Linked DNA regions of Homo sapiens: region 1 is linked to region 2. Evidence: chromatin contacts called from ENCODE Hi-C data. All regions are on one chromosome and are shown on one strand. The core of a region is the stretch at or near the end of the contact, and the rest is flanking DNA. Distances in the headings are between cores, read along the strand shown. Region 1 holds the start of CSNK2A2 (casein kinase 2 alpha 2). Region 2 holds the start of BRD7 (bromodomain containing 7).

The links. A loop is a pair of places that touch in the nucleus more often than their neighbours do. Pooled maps may share reads with other maps.
Region 1: a loop to region 2 is called in a pooled map, with 16 times the contacts of the local background. The contact joins the promoter of CSNK2A2 here to the promoter of BRD7 in region 2. A Hi-C loop is called at or near these places in 4 of 50 pooled maps.

Annotation. Positions count from the first base shown.
Region 1 is chr16:58,196,773-58,199,472 of GRCh38, forward strand. CSNK2A2 (casein kinase 2 alpha 2) reads right to left here and starts at 1,334. Exons shown (of 12, transcript NM_001896.4): 1 at 861-1,334; 2 at 1-72. The coding sequence starts at 964. RefSeq lists silencers at 768-837, 1,238-1,507, 1,558-1,687.
Region 2 is chr16:50,367,628-50,370,327 of GRCh38, forward strand. BRD7 (bromodomain containing 7) reads right to left here and starts at 1,361. Exons shown (of 17, transcript NM_013263.5): 1 at 1,099-1,361; 2 at 463-671. The coding sequence starts at 1,147. RefSeq lists silencers at 750-1,259, 1,290-1,539.

The DNA of each region.
Region 1 (2,700 bases), core at 84-2,583, 7.8 Mb after region 2:
TTAATGGCCTCAAATACTTCACTATATTTTCCCCGACCAAGTTTTCGAACCAGTTGGTAATCATCTTGATTACTGTAAAAGGAAGACACACACATAAATGCCAGGACTGGGGGTTAACCAAGCCTATGCCCACTGTACACGTCATTCAGCCGCTTCCACCAGGCAAACACTTGGAAGTGTCTATACATCACGTCACAACTCATTCCCTAAATGAAAGCCACGACATAATCTTGGCTCCCTTCACTCTGCAGAGCTCCTAACCTAATTGGTCTCTCCTAACTTGGGAAGATGGGGCAGGAAGGCAACGCTCTGAGCCAATCCAGAGGGGCGAGCAAAGCACCCGTCCTGAAGGCCTAGAGGGTGCCCCCTGTGCCCCGCGGCTCCCCAGCACCTGCTTCTCGTTTCACATCTTCAAGGTAGACAATGCCTGTTTTAAAAATCTGGACGTCTTTAAGAAATTTCCTCCCACCACCTCATCTCAGAAAACCTAAAAGGCAGGGCATTTTAATAGCTCCAAAGGACAGCTGTTGACTTCCCACCCCAGTGGAAACCCAGAAGTGTGAGGAAGGGCAGCTCCCTCACTTCCACCCGGCGTCGATCCCTGGACCCCACACTTCTCCCCGAGTAAAAAAGCATTCCTTGGGGGAAAGGGGTGCGCAAAGCGGGGAGAAAGGGACGAAACGGGGGTAAAGGGGAGGGAAGAGGAAGACGAGGACATGTGCGAGAGCGGGACCTCTGCCTCCCTGCGGGCCCGCGGAGGGGTCGGCGGGAGACACCACCGGGCCCGAGTGCGGTTCGCAGGGGGTGGCCGGGCGGGGGCAGGGATCAGCGGGCCCGGCGGGGGGCGGCGACGGCTTTACCCCCAGCTCGGGACGTGAGCCTCGTAGTCCCAGTACTCGCGGCTCCTCAGACTGTTCACCTCGGCGTAGACCCGGGCCCTGCTGCCCGCGGCCGGGCCGGGCATGGCGGGCGGGACCGGGGGGCGGCGCGGGGCGCAGAGGGTGGCGGCGGCGGCGCGGCGGGGGACGCGGGGCGTCGGGCGGAGGAGGCAGCGGGCCGCCGGGCGCTGGAGGAGGAGGAGGAGGAGCGCGGCGGCGGGCGGCCGCGCCAGGCCGGGCCCGCGGGGGCGGGCGGGCTGGGGGCGCGGGGGGCGCCGGCCGAGCCGGCCCGGCCCTGGAGCGGCCGGCGGGGCGGCGGGGCGGGCGGCGCTCGCGCTCCGCGGCGGTCTCCGCTCGGCTCGCGGCCCCCAGGAGGCGGCGGCGGCGGCACCGGCAGCGGCAGCCACCGGCCGGGAAAGGGGCAGCGGCGGCGGCAGCGGAGAAGAAGGAGGAGAGGAGGAGGAGGCGGAGGAAACCCGGAAAAGGGGCCGCGCTCACTGGGAGCGGCCGCCGCCCGGCCTGGGGCCGCCCAGGCTCACAGCGCCCCCTGGAGCGCGGGGGGACCCGCCGGGCGGTGCCGGCCCCGCCCCGGCCCCGCCCCGGCACGCCCCGCCGCCTACCTCGCGCCCTCCGCCACCCTCGCCCTCCCGCCGCCACAGGTCGGACTGTCCAAATCGCCTCACCCTCGGGCTGGCTTGACTTCACGCCACAGGAGCCCCCCCTTCCACTGGCCGTTGCCCTAGAGCCCTCGCCCGCGACTCCCGACCCTTTCACTGTCCTTGGAGACCCTATCCCCAGCCCTGCACTCACCCAGCTTTTACCCACCCAACACATCCCATACTGACCCTATTCTGACCCTCCTGTCACCCAAACTGTCAAGTCCCTCCCCAGGGCCTCACTCAAACCTCAGAACCTCCCCCACCTCAATACTTCTCCCTTCCCCCGAGACATACCCCTCCTTCCCCCTCTGGACCCTGCCCTGTTAGGGTAGACTCCTCAGTCCCCAAGGCTTCCTACCCCCGTCATTCAGAGTGCTCCTCACAAAACCTTTCTACACTTCCCCCAAATGCCCTTCCAGAGCCTTCCCTGAATATCCACTTTGGTCACTTGGTTAAGCTGGCATTGACCAGGTTGTGCCACTGCAAAGTTACAATTTTTCCCTTTGTGATTAATAAGTCATTTGTGGGGAGAGACTTTGAGAGTGTAAATCTCCTGTTTGTGTTTAGGAGGAGGGAGAGCAGGAGAATTGCAAATCCGACCTGAAGGGACAGGCTGGGTTGGGGATGTGCCCAGAGTAGGTGGTCAACTGAGCTGGCCTGGCTTCCAGTGCTGCCTGCAGCCTTGAACACCCTTCTCCTTTGATCTTCTAGGCCTTTCTTCTGTCTTCCTTTCCCATCCCTCATCCTTTATCGACAGCACCTCTGCACCCAGTACAGGTTGCTTTCATTCCAGTCCCTTTTCACATTCTGTTTTCTGGATGAAACCCTGGGCCTTCCTGCTTGACACAGCTAAGAGCACAGTCTGTGGAGTCAGATCTATCCAGCACTGCTACTTAGAAGCTGTGTGACCTTAGGGCAATTACTCAACCTCTCTGTGTCACAGATTCTACAGCATAAAACCAGTAATAACGCTCACTTCACAGGGCTGCAAGGAGAATTAAACAAGGTAAACCATGTGAAACACTTAGGATGGTGTTCACTATTAGGATAGCATGTGTTCAATATGATTATTTCCAGGCCTAGGGCCTTTCTCTGCTCATTCCTCCCTCCCTGAGACCACCGTGCATCCGTCTTTTGGTTCCTTCTATCCTCCAAGCTTAACT
Region 2 (2,700 bases), core at 111-2,610:
ACCAAATTTTCTCAACACACTACAACACTGTTTTAAAAGATTTAAAGTTGCTCATTACAGATTTGGCATTATAATATTTATTTCAGAACAAACTTTAAACCCCAGTAGATCCCACTCGCTTCTGAAATGACTATTTTTGACAATCCTTGAACACTGAGGCTTTCTTGAGCATGACTTTTTACCCTGCCTAGATGGAAAAACCATTCTTTGAAGCAGCTCCTCAAAATTTGGACTTAGCTGCTTCCTCACCTGATGTGCGAGTACAATTGCCTAAGAGTATAATCCAAAAACGACTTGCTGAAACTCATAGATGATTCATGTCTCTATTCTGTCCTGCTCCTCCTCAAACGAGCCAGATCTTAGAGGCGTTTGTTTTCCCCAGATACAAAGAAAATAAAATGAGGTTGGCACCTGGAAGAGGCAGTGCCGTCCGCAAAGCCAAAGCAATGTAACCACTTGTACCTTAACTCTTCTCCGTTTTCTCCCCTTTTCTTCCCCTGGAATCTGCTTCTCTCCTTTCTTTCTCTTTTTCCGCTTTCTGTCCTTGTGTTTGTCATGATCGTTTTTGTCTTCGAAGAGGCTGGAGTCGTGCCCCGAGCTGCCCGTGGAGAGTTCGGTGACTTCGTTCCCTCCTACTTTGAGGACCAGCTTCAAGGGCTTCTCTACATACTCTTAAAAAAAGAAAAGAAAAGAAAGGAAAGCGCGTCGATTAAAATCGGGGCTCTCCAGGGAGTGCTAAGGATGCAGAGCGCCAAGGCGCAGCAAGCCCGAGGCGGCTTTGGGCGCTCCGCGAAGCACCTGTTGAATGACGGACCCCGGCCCGGGGGTGCGGCGGCGCCGCCCGCCCCGAACGCTCCCAGGCCTCCCGGGCCCGCCTCACGTCTCCCCACCAGAGACCCACCGGACCAGGGGGACCCGGGTTCGAATGCCGCGGCCGCACGGGGGGCAGCGCGGCCTCCGGCAGGACGCGCCCCCTTCGCCGGCCTGGGCCTGCCGTGGGAAGGAAGGGCCCCGGGCCGCCCCGGAGCCACTGGGAAAGAGCGGAAGCCCGGCAGAGCCGCCGAGGGCCCGCCGCCCGCACCCCGGCCCCCTCCTCACCCTCGTAGAGGTGTTTGTCCGACTTGTGCTTCTTGTGCTTCTTGCCCATGTCCGACCGGGCCCCGGTGCCCGCCCCCCGCGCCAGGCCCAGGCCGTGCGGCGCCGCTTCCGGTCCGGGCCAGGCGAGCGGAGGGCGGGAGCGGGGCCCGCGAGACCCCGCGCCGCGAGGCAGGGGGGCGGCGCGCGCCGGGCGGCGCGATGCCCCTCTCGAGAAGACGGCGCGCGAGACCCGGCCGGAGCCCGAGAGCGGCGGCGGGGGGGGCGCGCGGCCGGCGCAGAGGCGGGAAAGAAGGCCCGCCGCGCGCACAGGGTGCCGGCGGCTGCGGGTGGCGGCCCCTGGCGACCGGAGGTGGTGCTGCAGCTCGCGGGCCGGGGGCGGGGCCGAGGGCGGGGCCGGGGCGGGATCCACCGCTCAGACTCTCGTCTTTCTTCCTTCCTCCCTTTCCCCTCAATTTGTCTGTCTTGTCTCTGTCTCTGTGTGTCTCTCCCTCCGTCTCCACTTCCCTCCCTTCTTTTTACTCCCTCCCTCTCTTTCTTTCTCTTTCCCTTCTTCCCTTCCTTCCTCCTTCCTTCCTTTCTTTCTTCCCTCCTTACTGCCTCCCTTCAAGCCTTCCTTCTCTCTTTTCTTCCTCCCTCATCACCCTTCCTTCTCCTCTTCCCGTCTCCTTCCCTCTTTTTTTCTTTTCTTTTTTTCCCCTTCCTCCTTCCCCCACTCTTCCTTTCTTTCCACTTTCCCTTGCTTCTGTTTCTTCCCTTTTACGATATTGACTGAACCCCATACTGGGTGCCAGACCCAGCAAACTCAGCACATTGGTGACTGAAGATTCTAATCTTAAAAAAAACTTATGTGCTGATAGGTGAAGGTTACCAGACGTTTTGACTGTCTTTACTTCTAGCTGTATGGTGCTTTGTCTGTTTTCAGATAAGCTCGTAATTATAGTCTCCTCTTAAGAAAGGATCTGTTATCAGTCATTTATACTTTAGTAACAATTTAGACCCATGAATCACCTCTCCCAGGAAGATTTGTAGCTTTACCTTGAACTTCAGTGGTGAAATTATAGGCTTATATTTTAGGACCCTATTGTTGGCAACTAATAGAAACCAATTTGAATTATTTCAAGTAAATAAAAAGGGATTTATTGGTTTACATGTCTAGAAAGGGCAAGAATAAAGCTTGCCAGAGGGAAGACAGGAACCAAGGATGTAATGCTGTTGACTGGCATGCCAGCTCGCTCTCTCTCTTGTCTCTCTGTATATCGGTCTCCATCTCCCCCCTTCTTTCCTATATGGCTGGAAACATGGCCACCATCTGCTTCTGAGGCCTCTTCTTTATAGTGTCCTGACCAACTGGGAAAAAGATCTCTTCCTGTCAGCTTCACCTGGAAAACAGTCCCAGGGAAGGACTCTGATTGGCTTGGCTTGTGTCACATGTTTTATGGGACAGGGGATGGGAGATTGATTCGGCCTGGATGCCAAATCTACCCCCTCACCCCCTTGGCCAAGAGAAGTGGAGTCTGTGATTGGCAGCTCCTGCCAGACTTCTATGGTTAGCCAGGGAAGATGAGGTTCTTCTAATGAAGAGAGTTGCTTTTTCATGAAAGC